Regions from separate parts of the Homo sapiens genome. Here region 2 is linked to region 1. The links are chromatin loops, found by intact Hi-C in ENCODE. Cell type or tissue: B cell. All regions are shown on one strand. Links, peaks and the distances in the headings refer to the core of each region. The heading gives the core; the rest is flanking DNA. Region 1 overlaps PNPLA1 (patatin like domain 1, omega-hydroxyceramide transacylase). Region 2 holds the start of RAB44 (RAB44, member RAS oncogene family).

What was found. A loop is a pair of places that touch in the nucleus more often than their neighbours do. Peaks named below come from ENCODE experiments on the same cell type or tissue, not always from the same donor. Only the 100,000 strongest peaks of a DNase experiment are listed, where the experiment ranks them.
Region 2: a loop joins it to region 1, with 9 times the contacts of the local background. A loop is called at or near these places in 7 of 110 quality-filtered maps.

What each region holds. Positions count from the first base shown.
Region 1 is chr6:36,299,321-36,307,320 of GRCh38, forward strand. It overlaps PNPLA1 (patatin like domain 1, omega-hydroxyceramide transacylase), which reads left to right. Exons shown (of 9, transcript NM_001374623.1): 6 at 2,541-3,149; 7 at 6,972-7,056. Among named protein-coding and RNA genes, the nearest start is that of PNPLA1, 33 kb to the left of the region's middle. RefSeq lists an enhancer at 2,820-3,320 and a silencer at 3,189-3,238. In B cell, for the core only: CTCF peaks have their summits at 3,362 and 3,564; a DNase peak (open chromatin) is centred at 3,341; H3K27me3 peaks cover 621 bases.
Region 2 is chr6:36,686,036-36,698,117 of GRCh38, forward strand. It overlaps CDKN1A (cyclin dependent kinase inhibitor 1A), which reads left to right. Exons shown (of 3, transcript NM_000389.5): 3 at 1-1,297. It overlaps RAB44 (RAB44, member RAS oncogene family), which reads left to right and starts at 11,791. Exons shown (of 14, transcript NM_001257357.2): 1 at 11,791-11,880. RefSeq lists a silencer at 1,742-1,821. In B cell, for the core only: no CTCF peak of the experiment used is centred there; DNase peaks (open chromatin) are centred at 2,799 and 6,376; H3K4me3 peaks cover 1,163 bases; H3K27ac peaks cover 4,274 bases.

The DNA of each region.
Region 1 (8,000 bases), core at 1-8,000:
TTGTTTTTTTGTCTGTTTTTTTTTTTTTTTTTGAGATGGAGTCTCGCTCTGTCACCCAGGCTGGAGTGCAGTGGCATGATCTCGGCTCACTGCAAGCTCCACCTCCTGGGTTCACACCATTCTCCTGCCTCAGTCTCCCGAGTAGCTGGGACTACAGGCGCCCGCTACCACGCCCAGCTAATTTTTTGCATTTTTAGTAGAGACGGGGTTTCGCCATGTTGGCCAGGATGGTCTCGATCTCTTGACCTCGTGATCCACCCGCCTCGGCCTCCCAAAGTGCTGGGATTACAGGCGTGAGCCACTGCGCCCGGCCAACTTTTGGTATTTTTAATTAATGCTCAGAATTTTTCATTTTAGCCCTTCTAACAGGTGCATGTCGGTAACTTATTGTGGTTTTAATCAGTATTCCTCTAATGACTAATGACTTTGAGCATCTTTTCATTTGTCTATTTGCCTCCCATAGATCTTCTTTGGTGAAGCATTCGTTCCACTCTTTTGTACATTTCTCACCTAGACTCTTAATAAGCTTTGTTTTTTTAGGGTAGTTTTAGATTTATGGATAACTTGTGAAAATAATACAGGGTGTTTGTCTCACATCTGTTAGACGTTACAGAATGATACATATATAACACGGTATTCAGTCCAGTACATTTGTTACAACTCATGAACCAATCTTGACATATTATTAACTAAGAGCCATTGCTTATTCAGATTTTCTCAGTTTTTACCTAATTTCTTTTTCTGTTCCAGGACCCCCCACCCAGGGATCACATTACATTTTGTTGTCACGTCTCCTCAGTTTCCTCTTGCCTATAACAGTTTCTCAGACTTTTCTTATTCTTGTGTGTGTGTGTGTGTGAGAGAGAGAGAGAGAGAGAGAGAGAGAGAGAGAGAGACAGAGTCTTGCTGTGTCACCCAGGCTGGAGTGCAGTGGTGCAATCTTGGCTCACTGCAAGCTCCACCTCCCGGGTTCATGCCATTCTCCTGCCTCAGCCTCCCGAGTAGCTGGGGCTACAGGTGCATGCCACTACCCCCGGCTAATTTTTTGTATTTTTAGTAGAGATGGGGTTTCACCGTGTTAGCCAGGATGGTCTCAATCTCCTGACCTCATAATCCGCCCGCCTCGGCCTCCCAAAGTGCTGGGATTACAGAGACTTTTCTTATTCTTGATGACCTTGACAGAGTTGACTATCGGTCAGGTATTTTGTAGAACGTCCCTCAGTTGGGGTTTGTCTGATGTTTTTCTCAAGATTAAGCTGGGGTTTTGAGTTCTGGGGAGGAGACCACAGAGGTAAGGTGCTATTCACATCACGTTACCTCATGGGCACGTGCTGCCAACATGACGTATCCCTGCTGATGTTGACCATGACCGCCTGGCCGAGGTAGTGTCCATCGGGTTTCTCCATTGTGAAGTACTCTTTCTCCCTCTATCCTTACTGCAGTTTTTGGAAGAAAGTCACTGTGCACAGCTCATATTTAAGGAGTGAGAAGTTATGCTCCACTTCCTAAAGGGTCAAGCATCTACATAAATTACTAAGAATTCTTCTGCAGGGGAGCTTTCTCTCTTCTCCCTGATTTACTTACCTACGTAATATATGTTTATATCAGTATGGATTCATGGTTATGTTATACTTTGGGTTATTATTCAATACTACTTTATTGTGTTCTTCAAATTGTTCCAGCTTTGGCCATTGGGAGCCCTTTCAGTTGGCTCTTTCACACATTTTAAAAACTGAATTGTTTGTTTTCTTATTTAAGGGCTGTTATGTGGCCTAGATAAACGCCATCCCCCCGCCCCCCCACCCACCCACTATTTTTGAGACAGGTTCTCACTCTGTCACCCAAGCTGGAGCGTAGTGGCACGATCATGGCTCACTGAAGCTTCAGCTTCCCAGGCTCAGGCAACCCTTTCACCTTTCTCAATGAGTCTTACAGCCACAGTGACCTTCTCAGAACCAGCCTCAGCTGATTACCTCCCCTGCCTAAAAGTCATGCTACAATAATGCTTGCCATGAAAACTAAGGATCCTAGCTGCTGCCTACAGCCCTGACATGGTCCGGCCCCTGCCGCCTCCTCAGCCTCCTCCCCCAGCACAGTACCCCCGCCCCACACTGACCTTTCAGGCCCCCGACCACCTGGTGTGTCCTCAAACTTTGTGGCCTTTGTGTGTGCTGTTCCCTCTGCTGAAACACCCTCACCACCCCGCCCTGACCATCCTGGGCCACGTACCCTTCAGATCTCTACTCACTGCCAATCCCTCAGATGACCTGCCCTCTCTCACAGCACCACATTCCTCTCTTCCTGCACTTGCCTCAGTTGAAACTCTAGATAATTTGGGTGGGCAACGCCTGCTTCCCCACACTACACCGTAAGTGCCAGAAACCATCACGTTTGTTTTCACTCACTGTAAATTCAAGTAAGTACAGAAAGACCTTTGAAAAGCACTGTTCCTGTTTAGGAAAATAACTCAAGAAACCATTTTTGCAAAGGCCATGCTGCTGCCAGGGCTGAGTAACACCCCATGCTATTGTTTATCCTAGATGCTGTTTATCTTAATTCTTCCTCCAAGAGAGTGATTTTCCCCCGGGTGGAAGTGTACTGCCAGATAGAACTCGCCCTTGGCAATGAGTGCCCTGAACGCAGTCAACCAAGCCTTCGAGCACGGCAGGCCAGTCTGGAAGGAGCCACACAACCTCACAAGGAGTGGGTTCCCAAAGGGGATGGAAGGGGCAGCCATGGTCCGCCTGTGTCCCAACCTGTGCAGACACTTGAATTCACATGCGAGTCACCTGTTTCAGCACCAGTCTCTCCACTTGAGCAGCCACCTGCACAGCCACTGGCCTCTTCAACTCCACTTTCTCTAAGTGGCATGCCACCTGTATCATTCCCAGCTGTGCACAAGCCACCCAGCTCCACACCTGGTTCATCACTGCCCACCCCACCACCTGGACTGTCACCTCTGTCACCTCAGCAGCAGGTACAACCGTCTGGATCACCAGCCAGATCCCTACACTCTCAGGCACCCACTTCACCCAGGCCATCCCTGGGGCCTTCAACTGTGGGGGCACCTCAAACACTGCCCCGAAGTTCTCTTTCAGCCTTCCCTGCTCAGCCACCTGTGGAGGAACTAGGCCAAGAACAGCCCCAAGGTATGGACCCTTCTGGCTTGTTATGACTTTCTCATGCCTGGAGCCCCTTGGCAAGCGAGCAAGGACACCAGGGCTGATAACCGCTTCTTTAGGGGTGCGTGGCTGAAGTTAGCAGTGAGCTTTAGCATCTCTGTCCATTATGAGGACAGTCCGCCACAAGGGGGCAGTGTAATAGACATTGGTTCATTTCCCTTGGTGCAGTGCTTCTCAAAGTGCGATCCCCCTACCGGCAGCAAAAGCATCACCTGGGAACTTGCTAGAAATTACAGTTCTCAGGTCCTACTGCAGACCTACTAAATTACCAACTTTGGAGGTGCGGCCCAGCTGCCTTTTTTACAAGCCCTCCAGGTGATTTTTTGCCTGCTCACATTTGAGACCGCTGGGCCAGTAGATTTTTACTGTGAAACCTGCTGTGCTGGGCGTGCTACTCAAAGAGTGGTCCGCAGACCAACCCAGCCCTCAACTGTGTGTTACTAGCCCACCACGGAGGGTGTGCAGAAATTAAGAGTAATCATTTAGAAACGTTTATAGCACTAAGGTATTTCCACAACATCCCGGAGCTTGACCATTTTTTACTAATTCATTTGCATTGTATTTCACAAAATTACTAGTTTGTTATAGACTACAAAGAAATTTTTTTTTTTAGATGGAATCTCGCTCTGTCGCCCAGGCTAGAGTGCAGTGGCGTGATCTTGGCTCACTGCCAGTTCTGCCTCCCGGGTTCACGCCATTCTTCTGCCTCAGCCTCCCGAGTAGCTGGGACTACAGATGCCCGCCACCACGCCTGGCTAATTTTTTGTATTTTTAGTAAAGACAGGTTTCACTGTGTTAGCCAGGATGGTCTCAATCTCCTGACTTTGTGATCTGCCCGCCTTGGCCTCCCAAAGTGCTGGGACTACAGGCGTGAGCCACCGCGCCCAGCCAGAAATTTTTAAAAAACTGTTTCCTTACTACTACAGACGGTTTCAGAAGCACCACTATAGGGCCTGCAAAGATAAAACGTTCTCAATTCCTTACTCAGGAAATCTCCCTTTCAGCAGAGGAGATAACAGGGATACTAACCTCAAAAATACAATCAGGGACTGGGTGTGGTCACTCACACCTGTAATTCCAGCACTTTGGGAGGCCAAAGCGGGTGGATCACCTGAGGTCAGGAGTTCAAGACCAGCCTGACCAACATGGTGAAACCCCATCTCTACTAAATACAAAAAAATCAGCCAAACTTGGTGGTGCATGCCTGTAATCCCAGCTACTTGGGAGGCTGAGGCAGGATAATCGCTTGAACCCAGGAGGTGGAGGTTGCAGGGAGCCAAGATTGTGCCATTGCACTCCAGCCTGGGCAACAAGAGTGAAACTCCATTTAAAAAATATATATATATCAGAAGTATTAAGTACTATATAACTAATAAAAACACAGTGTTGGAGGGTATTCGTAGAGAATAAGACCACTTATCTCTGGGGCAGTATGAAAAGCTTCTTGGAGGTGACAGGTGAGCTTAAATGGGCAGGATTTTGAACATCGTGGTTTGTGGGATTGGATGGGTTGGAGTAGAAAGAGCATTTCCGATTTTGTTTATTTAAAATGCTCAGGTGCAGTGCAGGAATGTGCAGGGTACTTTCAAGGTACTTTAGGAAGGAGAGGACTTGTGTGTGGCCACCATGGATGGTCTGGGTGGAGACAGAGGGACAGAGACCCAAATGAAGGACTGAAGCCAGATTGTAGGGTGCTCATGGTCCTCAGCCAAACTTCCAGAGCTATTATGGTAAACGTCACAGATCGGCAATGTCTCCTCATCTGGGAATTAGCCCCAACTTGGTAGAGATGCCCTTTCTTTGGAACAGGTTTACTTTGACTCTTTTAATGAGACAAAAACAAAACACCATTAAGAAAATTAGGCTGTGACTCATGCCTTTGAGAGGCAGAGGCAGGCAAGTCACTTTCAGTCAGGAGTTCGAGACCAGCCTAGCCAACGTGGTGAAACCCCATCTCTACTAAAAATACAAAAAATTAGCCGGGCATGGTGGCAAGTACCTGCAGTCCCAGCTACTCAAGAGGCTGAGGCAGGAGGATCACTTGAACCTGGGAGGCGGAGGTTGCAGTGAGTAGAGATCGTGCCACTGCACTCCAGCCTGGGCGACAGAGTGAGACTCCGTCTCAGGAAAAAAAAAAAAAAAAAAAAAAGTCAGAAAATTGGGCGCAGTGTTTTACCTGCTCTCTTATTTCCTGTTAAATACAAAACACTTGTTTTACATTAACCACACCTGTGCATGAAGGCGGCCATCTTCAGGTACCTGAGCAATCCTGCACCCCAAGTCGGCATTCCTCACTCATATCGGGGGTGGATAGAGGGCATATATAGTCTAGTGATTCTCTACTGGGAGTGATTTTGTCTCCAGGAGACATTTAGCAATGTCTGCAGACATTTTGGTTGTCACCTAGTGGTTACAGGCTGGGGACACTGAAAAATATCCTGTAGTGCACAGAAGTCTCTGCACAAAGTGCTTTCTGACCGTTAGTGTCAATAGCATGTACTGAGATTGAGAAGCCATGTTATAGCTTACAGCTGAGCCTCAATGGTGACATCCTAGGCCATCTATGTGAGTTAGGCAGAGCTGAGACCCCCTAGAGCAAGTTTATCCAACCCGCGGCCCAGATGGTTCTGAATGCACCAGTCTATAAAAAATTCATTAACTTTCTTAAAACATTGTGAGATTTTTTTTGGATTTTTTTTCAGCTCATCAGCTATCATTACTGTTAGTGTATTTTATGTGTGGCCCAAGACAATTCTTCTTCCAGTGTGGCCCAAGGAAGCCAAAAGATTGGACACCCCTGCCCTAGAGTTTAGTGGTATCAGTCATTTAATGATGGCCATTGGTGGCATTGGGGAACAGGAAAATTGTTAAAAGCCCTAGGAATATCCAAAAACAAAAGGACAAGCCTCATTGTGAATAGATTTGGGAGAGTTAGGGACATACAACAAGTCTCTAACAAAATAACTTCAGAAGAACCCACATATACTTTATATTACCTTTATTTATATATAATACATAATTACATATTAACCTTCATGTATTATGTATCCCCATACTCATTAAAAACATGTAAAGAGCTTACTTAAGAGTAATGGCCATGAAACTATTAATACTCTGTTCTAAGAAACAAACAAAAAGCATTACATGAAGCATGTGATGGAAAGTCCAGGCCCCTTCAGGGGATTTTCCTGAAAACCTTCCCTAACATGCTGCTTTCTGCGAGGGAGCTATTTCTTTTCTTTTCCTTATTTTTCTTTACTTTTCTCTTTTTTTTTTTTTTTTTTTTTTGGTGGTGGAGGAGGAGACAGTATCTCACTCCCGGCTCACTGCACTCTCAACTTTTGAGGCTCAGGTGATTCTCTTACCTCAGCCTCCCGAGTAGCTGAGATCACAGGCATGCACTACAACACCCAGCTAAATTTTTGTATTTTTAGTAGAGACAGGGTTTCACCATGTTGGCCAGACTGGTCTCAAATTCCTGGCCTCAAGTGATCTGCCCGCCTTGGCCTCCCAAAGCGCCGGGATTACAGGCATGAGCCACCGGGCCTGCCCCTGGGAGTTGTTTCTAATGTTCCACCAAGGGTCCGAGTCAGCCGCTCCACAGATGCCGCGGGCCTGCGTCTCAGTCAAGTCCCACGACATGACTCTGGTTGTAAAGATGAGAATTTGAGGACAAGAGAGTTCTTTGCTGTTTTTAAACATTCTCATTTACTGACTATTGCTATTTCAAAAATGACTCCATATCCCCCCTCCCCATCTCACTCCCGTTTCCTATATCTTTACTTTTAGCTGTAGCTCTTCTTGTCTCTTCAAAACCAAAAAGCGCCGTGCCTCTGGTTCATGTGAAGGAAACCGTCAGCAAGCCTTATGTAACGTAAGTTTCCCCTTCGTGGAGCACGCTCTTTCCTTTGGACGGAAGAAGCAAGCCCGGCTAAGCGATATCTTCCACCACCTTAGCTGCCCCAGGAACTCTGGGATCCTTTTCTGGTGTGTGTGATTGTGTGATTCCAGGTCCACCCCTTTACATCTCACAAAGCTGCCTTCTCTTGTTCAGTTAGGGCAGTGTGTGGGGAAGGAGCCTGTCCGTGGTGATGATGTCATTCTCTTCTCCTGCACACTGGGGATGCTCCTTCTCTGAGTGCAGTGCAAGAATGTGCATCCCCTGCCCTCATATTTTACTCTCTGGTGATGCCACAGTTCCAAGAGGGCCTGCAGGCATCCTACCTCCCAGCCTTAGGTAGCTCCTGCATGAAATGAATTAAGGGTCTCTATCAAAGGCCTTCCTTACTCCGAACTATTTTCTATTAGCATGATAATGACCTGATAGTACTAGACTGTAGACTGTCCCCAGAAAATCTTTTTTATTATGCACATCAAGTGTCTGGGTTGCATAACATACACTCCATTATATCTTTGCAATAACTATGAGAGGACCTGGGGATCTGCTTTTTTAAAAACTTCCCTGAGGACCACATTACCCAGGCTCCCTTGCTGGCTGAATGCCGTTTGTACTGGTGGTGGGGGAGGCACAGCAGGAGATCAGAAGTTGGGTCAAGGGTATTTCTCCCCACAACCCCAGCCCCCCTCTCATCCCTCCCTGCCTTGGGACCACTCTGGCAGTAGCTGGGTTTCTCCATGACCACAGCTGCAGGTATTGAGAGAGCAGGGCCTGAGGCATTCCTGCTTTTAATGTTTGCACTCTCTCTCACATCAAGCATATTAAAATTTACCTGCTTCCCACATTAAGTATAATTTTAACCATAAAACTTTTTGAAAGAGTTTGTATAAATTTAACAATTTTGAGCTTAGGCATAAGTT
Region 2 (12,082 bases), core at 1,475-9,474, 390 kb after region 1:
TTATGAAATACTATTTAAAGCCTCCTCATCCCGTGTTCTCCTTTTCCTCTCTCCCGGAGGTTGGGTGGGCCGGCTTCATGCCAGCTACTTCCTCCTCCCCACTTGTCCGCTGGGTGGTACCCTCTGGAGGGGTGTGGCTCCTTCCCATCGCTGTCACAGGCGGTTATGAAATTCACCCCCTTTCCTGGACACTCAGACCTGAATTCTTTTTCATTTGAGAAGTAAACAGATGGCACTTTGAAGGGGCCTCACCGAGTGGGGGCATCATCAAAAACTTTGGAGTCCCCTCACCTCCTCTAAGGTTGGGCAGGGTGACCCTGAAGTGAGCACAGCCTAGGGCTGAGCTGGGGACCTGGTACCCTCCTGGCTCTTGATACCCCCCTCTGTCTTGTGAAGGCAGGGGGAAGGTGGGGTCCTGGAGCAGACCACCCCGCCTGCCCTCATGGCCCCTCTGACCTGCACTGGGGAGCCCGTCTCAGTGTTGAGCCTTTTCCCTCTTTGGCTCCCCTGTACCTTTTGAGGAGCCCCAGCTACCCTTTTTCTCCAGCTGGGCTCTGCAATTCCCCTCTGCTGCTGTCCCTCCCCCTTGTCCTTTCCCTTCAGTACCCTCTCAGCTCCAGGTGGCTCTGAGGTGCCTGTCCCACCCCCACCCCCAGCTCAATGGACTGGAAGGGGAAGGGACACACAAGAAGAAGGGCACCCTAGTTCTACCTCAGGCAGCTCAAGCAGCGACCGCCCCCTCCTCTAGCTGTGGGGGTGAGGGTCCCATGTGGTGGCACAGGCCCCCTTGAGTGGGGTTATCTCTGTGTTAGGGGTATATGATGGGGGAGTAGATCTTTCTAGGAGGGAGACACTGGCCCCTCAAATCGTCCAGCGACCTTCCTCATCCACCCCATCCCTCCCCAGTTCATTGCACTTTGATTAGCAGCGGAACAAGGAGTCAGACATTTTAAGATGGTGGCAGTAGAGGCTATGGACAGGGCATGCCACGTGGGCTCATATGGGGCTGGGAGTAGTTGTCTTTCCTGGCACTAACGTTGAGCCCCTGGAGGCACTGAAGTGCTTAGTGTACTTGGAGTATTGGGGTCTGACCCCAAACACCTTCCAGCTCCTGTAACATACTGGCCTGGACTGTTTTCTCTCGGCTCCCCATGTGTCCTGGTTCCCGTTTCTCCACCTAGACTGTAAACCTCTCGAGGGCAGGGACCACACCCTGTACTGTTCTGTGTCTTTCACAGCTCCTCCCACAATGCTGAATATACAGCAGGTGCTCAATAAATGATTCTTAGTGACTTTACTTGTAATATTACTATTGTGGTTATTATACCTTATAAGAACAAATAAATGGGCTTTTGGGAAGGATTTCATAATTAAATAATTTTAAAAATTAAGCATTTAAATTTAGAGAATGCAGAAAACTTAGCAAACAGAAAGACTGCTGCAAAAAACAACAGCAAAACAAAAACTACTGTCACACCTCTGCAAAGATCACCAATGTCAATATTTTGGTTTGTTGTGTAATCTTTTTGTAAAGAATATATTATAGCTTAACATCATTATTCATCAGATAAATGCAAATTAAGATACCACAATAAGATACCACCATACACTTACCAGAATGATTAAAAAAGACTGACAGTGCCAAGCATTGGCAAGGTTATGGAGCAACTGGATCTCTTATTTAAAAAAACTGTTTGGGCCGGGCGCAGTGGCTCACACCTAGAATCCCAGTGCTTCGGGAGGCTGAGGCAGGAGATCACTTGAGGCCAAGGGTTCAAGACCAGCCTGGCCAACATGGTGAAATCTCTACTAAAAATACAAAAATTAGCTGGGCATGGTGGTGCACGCTTGTAATCCCAGCTACTTGGAAGGCTGAGGTGGGAGGATCACTTGAACCCAGGAGGCAGAGGTTGCAGTCAGCTGAGATCATACCACTGTACTCCAGCCTCTTCCAGGGTGACAGTGAGATTCATCTCAAATAAATACATAAATAAAAAACTGTTTGGTAATATCTTCTAAAGATGCCTACCTTCATGGCTACCTCATGACCCAGTAATTCTATTCCTGGACATGTTCTCGAGAGAAATGAGTTCATATTTCCACTGAAAAAGGCATAAGAATGTTCTACACAGTGGCTCACACCTATAATCCCAGCACTTTGGGAGGCTAAGGCAGGAGGACGGCTTGAGCCCAAGAGTGTGAGACCAGTTTGGGCAACATAGCGAGACTCTTATCTCTACAAAAAAAAAAAAAAAAAAAATAGCCAGGCGTGGTGGAGCGTGCCTGTAGTCCCAGCTACCTGGGAGGCTGAGGTGGGAGGATCACTTGAGGAGCTTGGGAAGTCGAGGCTGCAGTGAGCCCTGACTGCACCACTGCACTCCAGCCTGGGCAACAGAGTGAGACCTTGTCTGTCTCCCTCAAAAAGAAAAAAACCAAAAGAATGCTTCCAGCAGCATTATTATTAACAGACCCAAGCTAGAAATAACTGAAATGTCCATAACAGAATAGATATGCAAATTGTGGTATATTTATATAGTGGAAAGTTATCCAACATTACAAAAAACAAGGTGCTGTTGCATGCATCTTCTGGTTGTCTATTCATAATTAACCACCCCAAGACTGAGTGGCTTAAAACAATAATCATTTATTTGCTCCCAACACTGCAATTTGGCCCAGAACTACTTTTCAAATGTGGAATAATTCTCTACTGCACAGGGCAGAGCTTTCTACTAGAATCATAGAGTTCTGAAACGAGACTCTCCCCGCCAGAGGGGACTTCCAGGGACTTCACAACTGTCTACTTATCCACAGATAAAAGTCCAGGACCAGGGAATACACTGGGGCGTGTGACCCAAGTGCTTGTCCCATAGCCTGCACCTGTTTCAGAGCCCTCTCTTGCTCCGGCCGCTGCTTAAACATGGCAGCTTACTAAATCATCCAATAAATGGGCTGGAGTGATCTTTAGTACACTGCCTCTGAAACCCAAATTAAAAAGTGGTAAGAGGGGGGTGGGGGCCTGGGGGAGGGATAGCATTAGGAGAAATACCTAATGTAAATGATGAGTTGATGGGTGCAGCAAACCAACATGGCACATGTATACCTATGTATCAAACCTGCACATTGTGCTCATGTACCCTAGAACTTAAAGTATAATTTAAAAAAAAGAAAAAAAAATGGTAAGAGGTGCAAGATATACTAAGTTGTCCTTTACCACAGAGGGAATGACCCAGCATGCCCCAGTTTATTTGACCACTTAAAACTTTAATGATTTGATAGATCTCTAAATTGTTGTAGGGAAAGTGGATGTGAACCACTTTTGATCCCCTTTCCTGATACGGATTGAAAAGAACACACTTGTCATAGTATTGGCTTCTTACCATCAGAGGCTGTGTAGACTATTCTAGTAAGGATACGGTATCTGATCATGGCTGTGATTAGGGCTGCCCCGTGGATAATCATCAATCACCATGCTTCAGTGGGTTTTTACAGGGGCAGTATGTGGTGGATCCTATGGAGATACTATAGGGACCACCTCAGTATCCTTTAAGTCTCTGAGGGAATCACTAATTTCTACCCACCTGGGATATGCTATTGCTTCTGATTTACTACCTTGACCAGCGGGATAATTTTAGAGACTTCTACTTGGTCTTTCTTTCTATAATGGCTCTTATTCTACAGATGACAGAGAACGTGAGAATGTGGCAGAATGTGAGAGTTCTACTATCTGTGAAGCTATGCATCCCAATTTGTACTCAAGGGCTAGGAAATAACCATAGAGTAGGTCCACAGACTCACTGGGAGATGAGCTTGGCTAGGACTCTATTACCATCTGGCCTTCTATGTCCCCCTCTCTGAAAGGAGGCTATAATGGTGTTTTGGGTCATCTAGAAGCAGTGAAAGCTCAAACCCTTTATCTAACAGACCTCAAATGATCTGGTTATTCCCAGTTCCACACTGTACAGCTATTCCGGTAAATAGCCAGAGGGTGCTTTCGGGAAGAATCAAGGAAACGTTTATTTTATATGTTTATAGTGGCATTACGGATCTTTCTCTTCCATCAGTGCGTCCTGGGTCAGAACTGGCTCAAAGCTGGAAACTAGGTAAGAGATTGCGATTTTCTGTCTCGGCAGCTGACATCAGCCTCTGCTCACTCACCTTGATCTTTTGTGGTTAAGTCAAGCAAGACTCTCATTAAATGCTCACCTCTCTTGCCCTAAGGACACCACTGCTGCAGAGCCCTGCAGACCAAAGACCCCTGGTTAACATTCAGGCCTTGCTGCCTGTCATTATAATTGTGTCCACCTTGCCTCTGATGATTAAGTGGCCCTATGTGGTCTCTGCTCTTCCAGAACCTTAATGTCTCCATCGACAGTGGCCATGGCATTCCATGGGAGTATCTCCTCTGTCAACCTGGGCTATGGAGGACACCCAGCACTGAGCTCCTTTCACTAGGCACTTCTTTATTGCTTTGCAAAGGGAAGGCCTTTTGGGCCCTCGTCTCTGAGCCTTCTAATCCGTCATTAGTACTCTTCCAAGGCTGTTTCAGCATTGCCACCTCACTGTCAGCCATCACTGTGTCTAAACCTTAAGGACCAATTCAGCAGTGTGTTAAGACCAGTTCCAGTGGTCTCGCCAGGATGTTAAATTCTGAGTCAAAGGAAGGGTCCCTCCATAAAACCCTCTTTATCTAGCTTTGTATTCCTCAGCTCCTCCCAGCCCCAGTCCCACATCCTCAAGATCTCCTCCTATATGTGTTTTCCTGTTCCTACTAATATTTGTCAGCCAGACCTGTAGCTTTTTTTTGTGAATAAGCTATTTCCTCCAGCAATGGGGACTATATACTTTCCTGCTTGGGCAATGGTAAGACCTGACCCTAATTACTGGTCTAGAGCAGGGGTAGGCAAACCATAGTTCCATGCACCAGCTGCCTGTTTTTGTATAGAAAGTTTTATTGGAATGCACGCACACTTATTTGTTTACCTGTTGCCCATGGTTGTTTTTGCACTGTCGTTTTAAGTGCAAAAGTAGAATCGAATAGTTGCAACAGAGACCACATGGCCTGCATATCTAAAATATTTACTCTCTTGCCCTTTAAGAAAATGTTTTTTGACCCTGGTCTAGAGGCAGTGAGGAAAGGAGGGAAGGATCTTTAGGAAGATAAGCATCACCTTGTGAGACATCCACCTCAGGTGAGTCATTAGTGTGGTCTTCAGGTTATGGGTGATTGTTCTCTAGTAACGGAAGGAGCCCTTCTGCAGGCCTAGAAGGCTCAAGGAAGCTGAGGGTACAAGCTTCTCAAGTGCGTCTATCCAAATATCTCCATTCAGGTCCTAATGCCCCATTCTTTCCCTATCAGAATTCTGACCCTAGGGTAGTAGGTCTGCTGAGGCTGTGCCTTTAGTCTCTCTTGAAGCTTCACCCCTTTTACAATCAGATCCTGGGCCTGATTTTCAGCACAGCCTACTCTTGGGCCATGAGAGATAAGTGTCATTTAGAATGCTGTTATGGAGTTCTGTCTTCACAACATACCCTGAGTTTTCTTCAAGGTTTCTAGGGCAATTAACAAAAGCCAACCAACCCCATAATCCTTATCATTACTATTGCCCTGTATCTTTCAAGTATTAGACTTACAGTGTAAGTCAGTGTTGCCCCTGAAATTTTACCTGTGCCTCATCCCAATCCACTACACACATTGTGGACACTGTGATGCTGTAGTCTGCCAAGAGTTATCACCACCTTACTCACTACCAGCATTTGGGTCCGCGTTGTCACTTCACTGGTGAGGGATCTGTTTTCAGAAGCCCATCCTGCTTCTGCCATTTCTGGTAACTGTCTTAGTCACCCCCAACCCCCACTCCCCAAACAACTTGAGACAAGGACTTGTGTGCAGGTGGAATGCCTGGGAGGTAGTCCCTGGAGGCACAGCAGGAAAGTAGAGAATGTGAGAAAGAAAAGGAGAAGGCCAATAAAGGTGTCAGTGAACAAGTTCCACTGTGTGCAACTGGGGCTTAAACCTGCTAGGGAGCCTCAAGGAAACCGTGTGGAACACACCCTACAATTTTCTCTCTGGAGTACTCACCTGGCTATCTAGGCTACTTATCTAAGGACACTGTCCATCACTGATAGGGCTGCCTCTAGGGCCTAGTCCAGATTGCTCCTCATGGGGTGGAAGAAATTCCTGTAATGGTGAAGAAAACCAGAGGGATGAAGACATTTGAGGTGGGAAATCATTAGCCTGCCAGGAACTATCTACCAAAGGTTTAGGTGAACACAGATATGGGCCAGATAGTGCCTGAGCTCACGCCCCTAGGAAGTGGTGAGGGGCCAGGATGTCCACGCTGATGACTCCAGATCACACTGCCTGCTCAATACACCAGAAAGGGGAAGTGCCTCACCCAGGGCCACTGCTGCCGTGACAATTCTAAGAGGAGGCTTGCAGGGACCCACCTCTTTCTGTGCACCTCCTCAGTCTTTGATGTAACTTAGGTTTTCTCAATCTTATGTAAAATGCTACCCAAATGCAGCTTTGAAGCAAGCTCCCTGACCCTGGTTTTCTGTGGGATTGCCCACCTGCCTAAGCTCCTTGAGCTATTTTGGAGTCAGTAGCTGGAGGCAGGGAGGCTCAGGTCCTAGCTTGCACATCAGCTCACACTGCAGGGCCCTAGAATGGAGAGTTTGTTGCTTCAGGATTTAACAAGCTGTGAAGAGCTTTCAAGCATCTGTAAGGAATTAAAAATTAGTGAGTGTGAAAACTTTCCTAATTGTAAAACAGTTTCACTGCCCTTGATCCTTGTCCATTGATTCTATTTTTGCAAAACCTAGTTCCGAGCACAGTGTTTTTAAGTTCAGCAACATCGTATTTTTCAGTTAGCTCCATCGTTTCCAAACGTGCCTGGATCTAATTTTTCTCCTAGCGCTTGGTGTGTCCTGGCAGGTTTTTTCCCTGGGGCTGGTGCCAAGGACAAGGCCAGGCTGAGCTCTCAGCACCCGCAGGACTCCTTGGCACTCCGGCTCCACCCGCGAGGGTGTGACCACTCTTGCCTTCCCCATGTCCCTTTTATTTCCATGGTGGGGAGCAGGGCCGGTGAGGGTTGGGGGGCAAATAAACTGAGGATGCCTTGAGATCCTGAGGGCTGGGCCTTAAAAATCCAACCCCACTCTGTTCTCAGAGGAGTGGAGAGAGTCCTTTGCTGCAAAGAAGGTCCTGGACTTGTTGCATTTGCCCAGATAGAGCAGCAAGCCCCGCTGGCCCTATTTTCAGTACATATCCCGAGTCCAGCCACCTTTCATCACCTCCACCACTGCCCTCCGCGGCCAAGCCACTGCCTCTTGTCTGGATTATGTTAACTCCTCATGGGTCTCCCTGCTGCTGCTTTTGCCTAGTACAGCCTCTTCTCCAGAATGAAAGCAGCGGGGGGATCCCTTTCAAACCTAAGTCGGTTCATGTCGCCCTCCAAATGGGCCCATATGGTCTCCGGGTCCTGCCTGTTTCCTCTGTCTCCATCTCCGCCCATCCTTCCCTCTCCCGCGTGCTCCCACCATGGAGCTCTCCTCGTTGTTTCTCTTGCACACAAAGCGTGCTCCTGCCTCGGGGCCTCGGCACTCACCGTTCCCTCCCCCTCGAACCTCTTCTTCCAGATCTTCTTTCTCACATGTCCTTTCCAACATCACCTCCTCAGGCCTCCCCTGAGCACCTCATCTAAAATACACCTCACACCACCATTCTAGCCCTTCAGTCTACTTTGCTTTTCTTCAAAACAATTACCACTGTTTGGCATTATATTACATATGGCTTTTTTTACCCTACATTTTTCTACATTTTCATATTCTATATTTTCTATATTTTGTATTTCGTAGCACAGTGTCCAGCACCTAGAAGTGCTTAATAAACATTTGTTGAATAAATAAGCCGGGTGCGGTGGCTAGTGCCTGTAATCCCAGCACTTTGGGAGGCCGAGGCAGGTGGATCACTTGAGTCCAGGAGTTCCAGACCAGCCTGGACAACATGGTGAAACCCCTATCTCTACGAAAAATACAATAATTAGCTGGGTGTGTTGGTGCATGCCTATAATCCCAGCTACTTGGGAGGCTGAGGTGTAAGGATCTCTTAAGCCCGGGAGGCTGTAGTGAGCTATGATTGTGCCATTGCACTCCAGCCTAAGCAACAGAGTGAGGCCCTGTCTCAAAAATAATAATAATAATAAATAAATGAGTACCTTATTTAGTTCAATAAAGCCTCAGAAACTCTCTGAGTATCAATTTCCTCAGATAGTTGGTTGTGAGAATATTCATTTATTTAGAAATTAAATTTAATAATTTTTAAAACTTTTTGTTTTGAAATAATCTTATACATCCAGAGAAGTTGCAAATATAGTAAAATAATCCCCATATACCCTTTACCATTGTTCCTAAATGTTAACATTTTACCATGTTTCCTTCATCAGTCTCTCTTTGTATATGTACATACTATTGTTAAGTTTCTTTTTGAATAGGTAATGTATACAGATAGTACACAACATAAAATACATTAAAAGTAAACAGTGAAACATAAATCTGCCCCCTCCTCCATCCCAACACTTCTATCCAGCCCAAATCTGACTAGTTTCTTGTATATCCTGTCAGAAATGTTCTATGCATTTACAATCATATATGAATGTGTGTGCTTATCTATTTTTTTCTTTTTTTGAGACAGGGCCTCATTCTGCCGCCCAGGCTGGAGTGCAGTGGTACAATCACGGCTCACTGCAGCCTTGACCTCCAGGGCTCAGGCGATCCTCCCACCTTAGCTTCCCGAGTAGCTGGTACTACAGACATGCGCCACCACGCCTGGCTAATTTTGTTTATTTTTTATAGAGACAAGGTTTCACCTTGTTGCCCAGGCTGGTCTTTAACTCCTGGGCTCAAGCAATCTGCCTGTCTCAGCCTCCAAAAGTGCTAGGATTACAGGTGTGAGCCACCTCACCTGGCCTGTATTAGTCCATTTTCACACTGCTATAGAGAAATACCGGAAACTGGGTAATTTACAAAGGAAAGAGATTTAATTGACTCACAGTTCCATATGGCTGGGGAGGCCTCAGGAGACTTACAATCATGGCGGAAGGTGAGGGGAAGCAAGGACCTTCTTCACATGGCAGCAGGGGAGGAAAGTATATAAGCACAGGAAAAACTGCCATTTATAAAACCATCAGCTCTCTTGAGAATTCACTCACTGTTACGAGAACAGCATGGGGGAAACTGCCCCCATAATCCAATCACTTCCTTCCTTTGACACATAGGGAGTATAATTCAAGATGAGATTTGGGTGAGGACATAAAACTTAACTATATCACGGCCCTTATCTATTGCATATATTTCATACACACACATACACTTTTTTCTTCATAAAAAGCACACTATCCTCACTGTTCTGCACCTTACTTTTTTCATATGACACAATATCTTGAAGGTCATTCCATATCACTCCACCTGGATCTTTCTCATTTTCTTCACGGTGCAGAGTATGCCAATGTTCGGATGTATCAGAGCTCATTTAACCAGCTCCCTACTGATGGAAATTTAGATCATTTCCAATCCTTTGCTACCACAGACAATACTGTAATGAGTATCCTTCCATACTGTCATATTGTATATCATCTGTGGAATCAATGACTGAAAGTGAAATTGCTGGGTAGAAAGATTTTTGCATTTTAAATGTTGACAGATATTATACACTTCTTTTCATAAAAGTTGTACCAGTTTATATTCCTGCCAATAATGTGTGAATGTGTTTCCTACATCCTTTATGACATAATATATCACTTTTTGGATCTTACTAATTGAATAGCTGAAAATGATGTCTCGGTGTAGTTTTATTTTTTATTTTTACCCTCATCTTCTTTGTGATGGTACGTAGTTTTATCTTTTATTTCTCTTATTATATTTTTATAAACAGAAATGTTTACTTTTATAAATATTTTTCATATGTTTAAATCCATTGATATTTATTTTTCCATGAATTGTTTATTCACATATGGTGCCAATTTCTCTAATGCATTATTGGTCTTTCATTGATCTGCAGGAGTTCTTTACAGAGGGAGGAAATTAACTTATTTTCTATGATACGTAAGTATTTTTTCAGAGTTTGCCTTTTGACTTATCAGTGGTGACCTTTTTTTGCCATTCAGTTTTATTTATTTTTAAAAAGTTTCCGTATGGTTGAATGGCTCAATATTTTCTTTTGTGGCTTCTAATGCTTTGTGATATATCTGGAAAGGCCTTGCCTAATCCAAGATTATTTAAAAATTATCCCATGATCTCTTTCTTCCTTTTTTTCTTCTTTCTCTTCTTCTTCTTCTTCTTCCTCCTCCTCCTCCTTCTTCTTCTCCTTCTTTATTATTATTATTTTTTAATGGAGACGGGGTCTCACTATGTTGTCCAGACTGGTCTTGAATTCCTGGGCTCAGGCGATCCTCCTGCCTCAGCCTCTCAGAGTGCTGGGATTACAGGCATGAGCCACCACACCCAGCCTATCCCATGACAGATCTATCTTTCCTTCCTTCCTTCCTCTTTTTTTCTTTCTTTCTTTCTTTCTTTCTTTCTTTCTTTCTTTCTTTCTTTCTTTCTTTCTTTCTTTCTCTTTCTTTCTTTCTTTCTTAGTTTCTTTCTTCTTTCTTTCTTTTTTCTTTCTTCTCTTTCTCTCTCTTTCTTTCTCTCTCTTCTTTCTCTTTCTCTTTCTCTCTCTTCCTTCTTCCTTCCTTCCTCCCTCCCTCCCTCCCTCCCTTCCTTCCCTCCTTCCTTCCTTTTCTTTCCTTCCTTCTTCTGCAACCATGGCAAATGAACTATGCCATGATTTCTTATGGCATTTGTTCAAACATACAGAAAAGCAGAAGAACATAATGAGCCTGCAGTACCCTCATTAACTCCAGCAGGGATCAGAACAGGTCCAGAGCCAGTCTTGTTTCATCTATGTCCTACCTATTCTCCACACTCTTCAATAATTTTGAAGTAAATCCCAAACAACATATAATTATGTGATTTTGATTTTTAAAATGCTTATGTCTTTTATCCATCTGGAATGCTTTTAGAGTTAGAGCTCTTTGTTTTTTGCAGATACCTAGCCCATTCTCCCAACATAGTTTATTGAATAAACCATCTCTTCTCCAATGATTTGAAGTGGTGCCTTTATGATACACTAAATCCCCACAAATATTTGAGTCTATTCCTGTCCCACAAATATTTGAGTCTATTTCATTATTCTGTTCCACTGATTCATCTGTCTATAGTCATGCTCCAATTCCACACTGTTCTGATGGTTGTAGCTCTACAGTGTATTTTGGTATCAGACTAGATTGTTCCCTAAAAGGTGGTTTAGATATAAAGCCTCCCCTGAGGCTCAAAGACACTGTCTGAGAGTGAGGGCCTGAAGTGAGGCAGGATGGGCAGTTCTCCCGGGGCATCCCATACACTTAGCTTCAGCCACGGCTGTGCCCATCAACCTGCTGCTGTCTGGGATAAGGCATTGCCTTGGCAACCAGAGACTGAGGCCCAGTCCTGGCTGTGCCACTAAGGGCTGGGTGATCTTGAGCAGTCCATCTCACTCTTTGGAGCCTCTGCTTAGGAGGGCCTCCCTGCCAGCTCCAGCATTCTCCACTTCAAGACACCAATCAGGGCAGGGATGCCTGGGGGTGCCAGGCAAAATTGTGAAAGGGCCGCCAGTGGTCGCTTCCACAGGAAGTCCTGTAGATGAGCACAGGAGATTGGCTCGCTGGGGAACGGAAAGGGAGATTAAGCAAGACAAGACTGTTAACAGTTCTAGAGCTCGTGGGCTCCGCAGGGCAGCAGTCACCCTACCACCAGGTCCCAGAGCCCAGGGCTGTGTGTTCCACTGGGAGCCTTTGAGAGGTAGGAGCCATCCCAAGGTTGCAATGCTTCTTTTTCTTTGGAAGGATGAGGATGGGGGAGGGAGCTGGGGTCCCTGTTTAACTTCTATGTCAAGGGTGCAAAAGGCAGAGCCCTCTTTTCTCCTGCATTTGGAGCTCTCTGCATGGTCTAAGGGAGGGGATGGGAAAGCACTTGGGCAAGAGGCTGGGGTACATCACTACCC